2 separate regions of the Homo sapiens genome follow, and region 2 is linked to region 1. Evidence: chromatin contacts called from ENCODE Hi-C or POLR2A ChIA-PET data. All regions are on one chromosome and are shown on one strand. Each heading gives the region's core, a stretch centred on a gene start or an enhancer-like site at or near the end of the contact. The rest is flanking DNA. Distances are from core to core; before and after follow the strand shown.

Region 1 (4,915 bases), core at 2,373-4,872:
ATGCCTTTTGGGAGGAATCCTAAGACTTCCTAAATCAGATACTTTTAAGTCTGCTGAAAGAGATGAAAGAGGCACAGGAACTGCCCTGAGAGCCGACTCATCCTTCACAGAACCGTTGATAGGAAAGAGACCTCCAAGGTCAAAGCTGCAGAAAGTGTGTTAGGAATTGCACCTTCGAGTGGTCTTTGCTGAGTGTTGAATTTTTCCTACTTTCTTCTCACCCATTTTATCTCTGTGTGTAAGTGCTGCTGAAAGGCAAAACATGATGCTTGAACAGGGAAGGGGAGTTTCCCAAATAGGAGGCATATGGCCTAAATTCAGGTGCAGACCGTGTACATTTCAGCCAAGTGTATGACAGTGGGATCAATAACCATGGCATGCACTAGAGGTGCAAGACCCAGAGGATCTCAAATTGTTCCCCAAAGCTCAGCTCTCCAAAGTCGTGGCTTACAATAGGCGACTTTGTGTGGGTGAAACTGTAAGAGCATCTCTGCACAAGGCCTTTGTGGCTGCACTTTTCTGCTTGCTGTTCCTTCCCAGTATGTATCTGCTTTACGGGCAATCCCCTTACTTCCTCCTGTTAACTCCTGGGCAAAAATTACTTCTGCGAGAGTTTTAGAATTCAGATAGGGTCTGAAGAGCAAGCTCTGTCGTTTATCTTACCTAACAAAATTGTCAGCAAGAGAGAAGTGCAACCTTTTCTTGATACAGCTCTCTCATTTGGATTGTAAAATCTTATGTTGAGGGAGTGATGAATGGGGGAGAAAGAAACATAACTTCTTTCAGATGTAAAGAATGCTGACTGCTTCAAAAACATTGCTTTACCTGATTTTCTTGGCAAATGCGATTTGAAAGCAAAGCAAGGAGTAGAAAATATGCAGGTGTCACTTTGGTAGTCACTTTTGTAGGCAGAGCCATCGTGATTATGTGGTGATACCAAGTACAGGACTCTGATCAGCTGCAGGTAGCACGAAAGCCTCACCTGGATATAAAATTCCCCAGCAAGGGTGGTGAGTGTCCCGGGGACATTTCATAAAAGGAAGATACATGTGTTTCTTTGCTTATTGCTTGTTAGTAAGTGTTGCAAGGTGAGAGGAGTTAGACTCTGGCCCTTTTGAGCTGTGGGCCACTGGTAAATGGCTGATGCCCTCTGAGCTCCCTTTTGTCTAAATAAGATATACAATAAAATCTATGCTCAATGGGAAAAGGTATGCTAAGCCACCACTCCATTACTCGGTATCTGGTAATGGGAAGCTATGATTACTATTTCATAAGCTCTTTTCTTCACATGCTAAATAACACCAGCACACACTGAAAGTACACAGACCGCTCTTTTATTTAGAGAAGCTCAAAATTCTTTGTATAATTAATCGTATCTTTCTAGGAACGATCAAATAAACATGACATTCTCGGTTGTTTCCATAGTCATTTTTTTAAATCTTCTACCAGCTAAGTACGTCAATAATTTACCGTCATTTTACTTCAGATTCATTCATTTATTCAACAAATATTTATTGAGCACGTGCCAATGGAGCACGTGCTAGTGCCAGGCCCTGTTCACAGTCAGGAAACCCAAGCCCATGCTTTTGCGGAGCTTATGTTCTGCTGCATGTGGACATGGGGATGGAGGGAGTCTAACAGTCTACGAGTAGGAAATACGTAGTAAGTCTCACAGCGGTAAGAGCCATGGGAAACAGGGCAGGGCAAGGATAGAGCAAGCACAGAGGCAGGGCTGGGACTGTTTATACAGGGTGGTCAGGAAAGGCCTCTCCAGCAAGGTGCTAAATGCAATTCAAGCAGAGACGACGTAAAGGAAGCTTAATTATTTTAAGAACATTATAAGCTACCTTGCAGGGCTGGAGATAAGGGAACGTTTCAACTTGCAATCTGGCGTCTGGTGTCAAAAGCTGGCCTGAAAACATCAGCCATTTCTGTGCTTTTCTCTGTTTCTCAGGCCCCGGCTTCACTGTGTGCCAACAGCCAACAGCACACAGCCCTTCGGGGCTGAAACTCTGCACTGTCTGTGAGTCATGGTGGATAGAATTCCAAGGGTCTATATTTGTCTTGGGTAAAATAAACTGTCTTTTCTAAATATATGCCTTACCACTTCCCATTAGCCAAATTCCCCAACACATATTTCTGCTGGGAAAGCTGAACGCAAACTATTTTGCTCATGTACAGTGCAGCCAGCTTCCCTGTGGCTCTCAGAGGAGACACAAAGCTAAGAATCGAAAACGAACATATCTGATGACAGAACAAAGGTTTAAAAGACCTTGCTATGCTGGAATTATAACAAAATCAACATCATGAAATTAGGAAAGATATGGAGAGGGTGCAGCATTTAGATTTTCGAATGGCACAGGTCTGGAATGAATCCTTAATGAATATCAAGTTGTCTGAAATAAGCAGAGATCTTCCATTGTGTAAAAACCTAATATGTCAGTTACTTGGTGATCATATCTTGCTCTACCTCAATTACAGTGCTGAGACAATATCACAATTTATTGAGAGAGTATTTTTATTTTGTTAGGTTGTAGGCTTCTTGAAGTAAAGACTGTCTTACCTTTGTATCCAAGAACAATTCCTAGCTAAGAATATTTCGATCCATTTATTCATTGAATATAGTAAAAACATCTTATTTTGATAAAGAAGTATATTATACACATAAGATGAGACATGTCTGCAATGCTTAGGTACACTTGCAGTATTGTGTCCACATTTGGTTACATATTGAAGTGTGTGCTTTGGAATATGGCCAGAGAGAGCTGAAGGCTTTAAACGAATATCACATAAGAAATTATTGCATGAAATGAAGTGTTTCTAATCTAATGGAAAAGAAGCTTTTGGCAGAAATGATAGCTGTCTTCAAATACATGAAAAGTTTTCACACGGAAAAACAAGTTGATGTGTTCTGCGTAGCTCTGGAAAAACGACCAGGGCCAACGGATTGAAGGCAGATTTCATCTCAGCCTGAATAATCCAAAATTAAATGAGCTGCCTCCAGAATAAGGAGATGCTTCCCTCTCCAGTGATGAGACTCCCATTTCTGGAAGTGTTCAGGTAGAATCTGGACTGGCATCTCTCCGGAAGTCCTGCCTTAGGTGGGATGCTAGAATTAAGGGGCCCTAATGCTCTCCCTAACTGTGATGAGCTAATTATAACATTACTCAGGTAAGCAATTCCTTCAGAAACAATTACATCTTACAGAGAAGAGTTATCACTTTTCAGGCCATTATTTTTAGATTTTTTTCCTTGCAAACTTCGTTTATTTTTGACCTAACCATACCATTCCACTGAGCAATATTCATGCTTGGGGTTTTGATGCTGATTTTAGACAATGTGGTTGTAAACTGCATGCATTTCTAGGTGGTACTAGAGGCTAGTATGTCACCCTGCTCAAAATTTCCCAAGACACTTGGTGTCACATTGCTATCCTCAGCATGCCAAGAGACGGGTTCTGTGAATTCATGCACTGTCTAAAGCTTCTTTGTCACAGATTATAACCTCTAATAAGAGAATAGTGTCTTTTTGGCACTTGTGAGTACCTTGTTGCTCAAGAGTAGATTACCCATTCATTTGTTCAACAAATGATTCACTTAATAACATTTATTGAGCTCAAGTGCATGTGTTCTAAGGATACAATGCCAAGATGTCCCTGCCTCCAGCAATTTCCAGCTTAGTAGGGAAAACAGACCTAAGTCCAGACCTTTAGGACACACTGTAACATCCGCTGTAACAGTGTTTACACAAGACCGAACACTAGCAAAAAGAACAGAGCTGCAGATTCTGGGTAGATTCAAAACAATGCCATGGAGGAAACCTTGAAATGAGTCTCAAAAGATAAGTCAGGTATTTTTTCGTGTACACAAGGTCATTTCAGCAAAGAGAGAAAGTGATATTGTCATGGAGAAGTATTAGCATAGAATTTGCATTGGCTGTTCAGGCAACACTAAGTAGCCTCATGGGTCAGTTGTGAAGCTTGGGTGGTAATCTGCGGAAATATTGTCGAGAAGGAAGCAGGGAATGAATCATACAGTGGATAGACTGAAAGTAACAATACGAGGCAGGAAAACTACTCTGCAGATTATTTCAACTGTCCACATGAGGTAATGACCTAATGCATCGGAAGTGGGTTTTAAAAGGAGCAGAGAGAGTAAAGGATATATGTTTAAAAGGTAAAATTGGGAGGCCAAGGTGGGTGGATCACGAGGTCAGGAAATCGAGACCATCCTGGCTAAGACCATCCTGGCTAACACGGTGAAACCTCGTCTCTACTAAAAATACAAAAAATTAGCCGGGCGTCGTGGTCGGCGCCTGTAGTCTCAGCTACTCGGGAGGCTGAGGCAGGAGAATGGCGTGAACCCGGGAGGCAGAGCTTGCAGAGAGCCGAGATCGCGCCACCGCACTCCAGCCTGGGCGACAGAGCGAGACTCCGTCTCAAAAAATACATAAAAAAAAATTTTTTTAATTAAAAAATTGAAAGGTAAAATTCACAGGACGCATTGAGAAACTACCAGGTGCTATACTAGCATTGAACAAGTAAAGGTGAATATGCACAACACTTCCTCAAGCAATGAAGATGTTCTTGGTGGAGACAACAAGGCTTCGGCACCAGAGAGTGCTCCGTTCAAATCTCTGCTTTTCCATTTGGAAAATCTTTGTTTCAGTTTCCTTAATCTGCTGCATTGAGACTCTTTCCTCACTTTCTCTGTCTGGAAAATCACATGCCCCTGTCATGGTTACGTCTTCAGTGGACCCTTTCCTCCAAAAGCCTCTTCCCTCAAAAGAAAAGTCCTGCCTATTAAGGCAAATTAATATGGAGGCTAGGCCTGAACAACCCTTGAGCAGACATAGCCAGTGAGGCCTCATCAGTGACCCTAACCCTGCTTGATCGGCAAACAGAAGTGAAAGTTAA
Region 2 (4,888 bases), core at 2,231-4,730, 110 kb after region 1:
CTTCTTCTTTTTTTTTTTTTTTTGAGTAAAAGAACACTAAAACAGCAAGAAAATTTTTCTGTAGTTATCAGAAATTTCGCTGTTATGCGGATAGCTTTGTTTTTCATTATTAAACATAATTTTGTGTTTCTTCTAAAAGAAATTATATTTTGCATCTAAACGATAGCCACAACAAAATCATTAGAAAGATATTATACAACCATATCCAAGTAGGATAAATAGTTGTTGTAGAAATCACAAAGCAGAAATACGTTATCACAATCAGTGAATTTGATTTGAATTTTAGATAATCATATATTTCTACCCAAATGAATCTTGCATTTATATCTATGTGACAGCTGCCAAATTGGCCTGGAATGGAATTTGGCTGATGTAATTTACAACAGTTCATCTATTTGGTTTAAACAAATAGCAAAGACCAGGAATACCAGAGTTGGGACATACCTGATTTACAAAGAGCAATCAGACGAATCGGTGTTTTCATTCTACTCAGATCTACCCAGGTTGTGTCACTTTAGGTTAGGACACAGTCGTGGAGATTTTGTCTTTAACTGCTATGCGGTTTTGGTTGTGAGAAGCCAATCACCTTAGAACTGGCTTCTGCCACTTTTTGGAGGGAAACATCAGAAAAAAGGGCAAAGTAGAGTTTTCTCTCCTTGGCTTTCTTTGGTTATTAAGAGCTCCCCACCCTCTCTCTAGTATTTGTGATGCTGCTTCTGTCCCTCTACTTAATCCTATTGAAGCTCACATCACACTCTAGCCTGGCATCATTTTTGTGAGTCTTAGAGATAAAAATGGTACTGGAGTATTACTTAATAAAATCCACCCACTTTTCTAAATACAAACAAAACAAACTGACAAATGAATAGAACAATTACTTAGCAACCAATGGGTGGAGGATGACCTCCTGACAAAGGGTGGGTACCAACAGTATTTAACCTGCAGCATATACTTAGCAGAAAACATCAGAAGCCTGCTTGTTAAATATCCCAGCAACAAGACACAAATACTCCCTATCACTGGTACTATTCAAAACTGTAGAGAAAGTCCTGCCAAAAATATACAAGCTAAACGTGAGTGATAGGATTACTGGAAACAACGAAAAAAGAAATTCTACCTAGAAAAGCCAAAAAAAAATCAACTGACAAACTGGTAAGTCACTTTAGCCAGCTCAAAATATAAAATAAAAGCAGGACAAAATCAGTAACATCAGCACTAGGCTACTTGAAAATATAACTTAAAATGTTCAATTACACTAGCAACACACTTATCTACATAGGAAGATACCTAATTAGAAAAGGGTGAGTCCTGTATGAAAAAAACATAAAATTGAATTTAAGAACATAAAAGAAAGTGAAAACAGACCTACATCCTACGCCAGGTTAAGAGAGTTCCATATAATAGAAAAGTTTTTAATTCCTAAATTAATAAATTCTGTTCAATTTTTAAAGATAAGCATGTTTCCAAGAAACACTACCATTCAAAGCTTCATCTGGAAGAGTGAATTTAAAAACATAGACAAAGGAATTTTTTTTTTTTGAGATGGAGTCTCGCACTGTCGCCCAGGCTGGAGTGCAGTTGCGCCATCTCGGCTCACTGCAACCCCTGCCCCCTGGGTTCAAACAATTCTCCTGCCTCAGCCTCCCAAGTAGCTGGGATTACAGGCACCCGCCACCTTGCCCAGCTAATTTTTTGTGTTTTTAGTAGAGATGGGGTTTCATTATGTTGGTCAGGCTGGTCTTGAACTCCTGACCTCATGTGATCCACCCACCTCGGCCTCCCAAAGTGCTGGGATTACAGGTGTGAGCCACCACACCTGGCCAACAAAGGAATTTTTTAAAAAGAACAAGACTGTGAGGTGAAGCTAAAGAACTAGCCCTTAACAACATAAAAACATACCATAAAGTTGTAATAATTCAGTTAATCTCCATTACTGTTTTAAGTGAGGATTTGGCATAAGAAAGGAAAAAATCAATCTGTGAAACAGAATAGGAAATATAGAAACTGACCCATGTGTATAACTCATGTGCAGAATGATAAAGGTAAATCATTCAAAATTGTAGGAAAAGGATGGATAGGAAAATACAATAAAAATAGAATTTGAAAACCTATTTATCCATTTGTGGGGTAAAAATAACTTTACAGCTCACATGTCATATATTCCAGATTCAGTAAAACCATAATATTATTGTAAAAAATAGAATAATTTTCAGAATATGGAAGGCCTTGTAAGTAATAACTGGGAAAAAAACAATAATGGGAAAGACAGACAAGTTTGGCTACATAGAATGTAAATTTTTGTATAATAATAATAATAAAAGTAATATAAATAGAAGTCAAGAGACAGACTGGGAGAAACTCTTCCACTTAGAAAACATACAAAGACAATACCACACATTGGTGAAGAAAGGATGTAGACTGCGTTTGTCTGACTGTCTGACTTTGTGCCCAGCTCTGCCACCAACTGTGACCTTGGGCAAGGTCATTGTCATCAATTTGTTTAATATAGTTGCTGCTTTGGCATCCATTCCTAAGCCAGACATTTTATATATATATATATATATATATATATATATATATATATATATATATATTCCCCCCCAGACGGAGTTTCGCTTATGTCGACCAGGCTGGAGTAGGAGTACAATGGGGCAATCTTGGCTCACCGCAACCTCTGCCTCCTAGATTCAGGCGATTCTCCTGCCTCAGCCTCCCGAGTAGCTGGGATTACAGGCGTGCGCCACCACACCTAATTTTGGGATTTTTTTTTTTTTAAGTAGAGACGGAGTTTTATCATGTTGGTCAGGCTGGTCTTGAACTCCTGACCTCAGGGGATCCACCCACCCTGGCCTCCCAAAGTGCTGGGATTACAGGCGTGAGCCACCTTGCTCAGCCGTTAATATATTTTTTGAAGCTCAGCCGCACCCCATCACCTTTGTCCTAGTTAAACCTCCCCTCGCGTGTGAGTAGTTGTGATACAGCCTGCTTCTTCCTCATCTCACTGACCTGAAACCCAGCACACCCCACGGCTGCTGGTGGTGGTGAAGCCTCCTGGTCAGCACCAGAAACTATAACAAAGTTCCTCGCTTTGCCGTGGTTTCTTTACAGTCGCCCATCCACACCTGCACAGGGAAGGCCTAGGGGAAAACACCCATGGACCCCAATAAAGGCACAGCCCCCAAGTCCTCCCTCTCTCAGTCAGCCGCACCTTCTGCTTGAGCCTGTGTCCCTGACAGCCCTGACTGCTCCCCGCTTCCTGCTGGCCCCGTAAGGTCTGCTGCCCTCCCGCCGCGGGGTCTGTGAGTAATAAAACTGCTCTGTTCTGGATTTCGCTGTACTGCCTCCACTGTGTCTCACCTGGCCGACTCACCTGAACCCAGCTTCTTTCTCCGTCAAGACTCTCCTAGAGATCGGCCATCCTGGTAGGAATAAACTGCACACAGGTCAGGCAAGAGCCACAGGGTGTCTGCCAGTATCAACAAGCTTCTTGTGGAAGGGAGGCCTGGTCACAGGTTGGACATTTAGGCAGTAGGCTGTCTGCCAGAATGAAGTCGTTAGTAAAAGGCACACTGTCAACATCCGTGACCAAATGCCCAGGAATCTCATCAGGGCAGGGCTAAAGTTTGTAGCCACTCTGCTGAGAGAGACCTCCAGACGAAATGAGAAGCTACGTGCGCGCACACACACACACACACACACACACACACCCCAGTCTTTCAGCTCTCTGTGTCTCAATTCCCTTATTTGTAAAATGGGGACAGATGTGCCGGCTCACTGTACTGAAAGAATGAAATGCAGTCATCTATAAAAAGTGCTTAGAGCAGTACCAGGACTCAATTACCATTGGGTGTTATTATTATTATATACAACCAAAAACATCTAGAATATTTGACTATGCGAAAAACTCCTAAAATTAGTTTTAGAAGTATAAACAATACAATTTACAAATGAGCAAAAAATAAAGACAGGCAACTCACAAAAGAAACATGAATAGCCAATAAATAGAAACCAAAAATTTTCAACCACAATGATAATCAAAGAAATGCAAATTAAAATATCAGTAAGATGCCAACCTGCATGCATCAGGTTAGAAAACGTATGGGATAACTATGGCGATGGATACGACAACACCATAGTCAGACAGCCTGTTGACAGGCAGGCAGTCATTCCTACCAGTGTTGGTGAATACAAACCCATGCATTCTTTTGGGGGGTGAATTTGGTAGAATATTATAAAATGTAAAATGTAAACACTCTTTCATCTAACAGCTCCAATCCTTGAGTCTGCACTAGAGAAATACTCTAAACAGGTATTGTTCATCACTGAGAAGGTAGGACAGCCTCTAAATGCCCTACTTACAATACTGTAAGATAATTAGTAGTTCATGGTTCAATGCAACGATGCATATCTGTACATATTGCCAAGAAATTTTCAGTCATACTGTTGTTATTTTTTAAATTGAAGAACAATATATAAAAACTGGTCCCATATATATTTTAAAGCCCACAATAAAAAATAGTATATAATATAGAATTTACACATATAAACATATGTGGCATATAAAACATATTTATAGAACATATGTAAAATCATATGTATCATATGTAAATGAAGAGCAACAGTGATCAATTCTAAGGGGAAGGCATATGGGTAGGGGATTGGAGGAACAGAGATTTATCAAGGTTGAATTTTGTTTGCTGTGTATTGACTGAATTATTTACAATAAGGATGCATTCACTTACGGATTGTGAAATTTTAAAATTAAAAAAAAAGACCTGACATATAGGTAATATTCAGTAAATAATTGCTGTTATTGTAGATGTGAATGTAATTATTAATCTTGAAATTATGTATTAGTCTCTTGCTCTTTTTTTTTTGAGATGGAGTT

The links. Hi-C counts contacts between places; a loop is a spot of excess contacts on that map. ChIA-PET counts read pairs that join two places held with the same protein, here RNA polymerase II (POLR2A). Pooled maps may share reads with other maps.
Region 2: a map of PC-3 shows a loop between it and region 1 (4-fold over the local background). The contact joins two enhancer-like sites. A Hi-C loop is called at or near these places in 1 of 168 maps with a recorded cell type or tissue (PC-3) and 2 of 50 pooled maps. POLR2A ChIA-PET finds 5 or more read pairs at or near these places in 3 of 52 experiments (BJ, PC-3 and naive thymus-derived CD4-positive, alpha-beta T cell).

What each region holds. Positions count from the first base shown.
Region 1 is chr4:187,476,954-187,481,868 of GRCh38, forward strand. All of the region lies in intron 1 of LOC339975 (a long non-coding RNA gene), which reads right to left. Among named protein-coding and RNA genes, the nearest start is that of LINC02515, 71 kb to the left of the region's middle. Within about 2 kb of position 3,623, at least 2 of the 41 ENCODE cell types and tissues checked have a DNase peak (open chromatin) inside an H3K27ac peak, as active enhancers do; they include PC-3, where a contact is called at or near this core.
Region 2 is chr4:187,583,476-187,588,363 of GRCh38, forward strand. All of the region lies in intron 2 of LINC02492 (long intergenic non-protein coding RNA 2492), which reads right to left. The region is part of intron 2 of LOC105377604 (a long non-coding RNA gene); the gene reads right to left. Among named protein-coding and RNA genes, the nearest start is that of LINC02492, 87 kb to the right of the region's middle. Within about 2 kb of position 3,481, at least 3 of the 41 ENCODE cell types and tissues checked have a DNase peak (open chromatin) inside an H3K27ac peak, as active enhancers do; they include PC-3, where a contact is called at or near this core.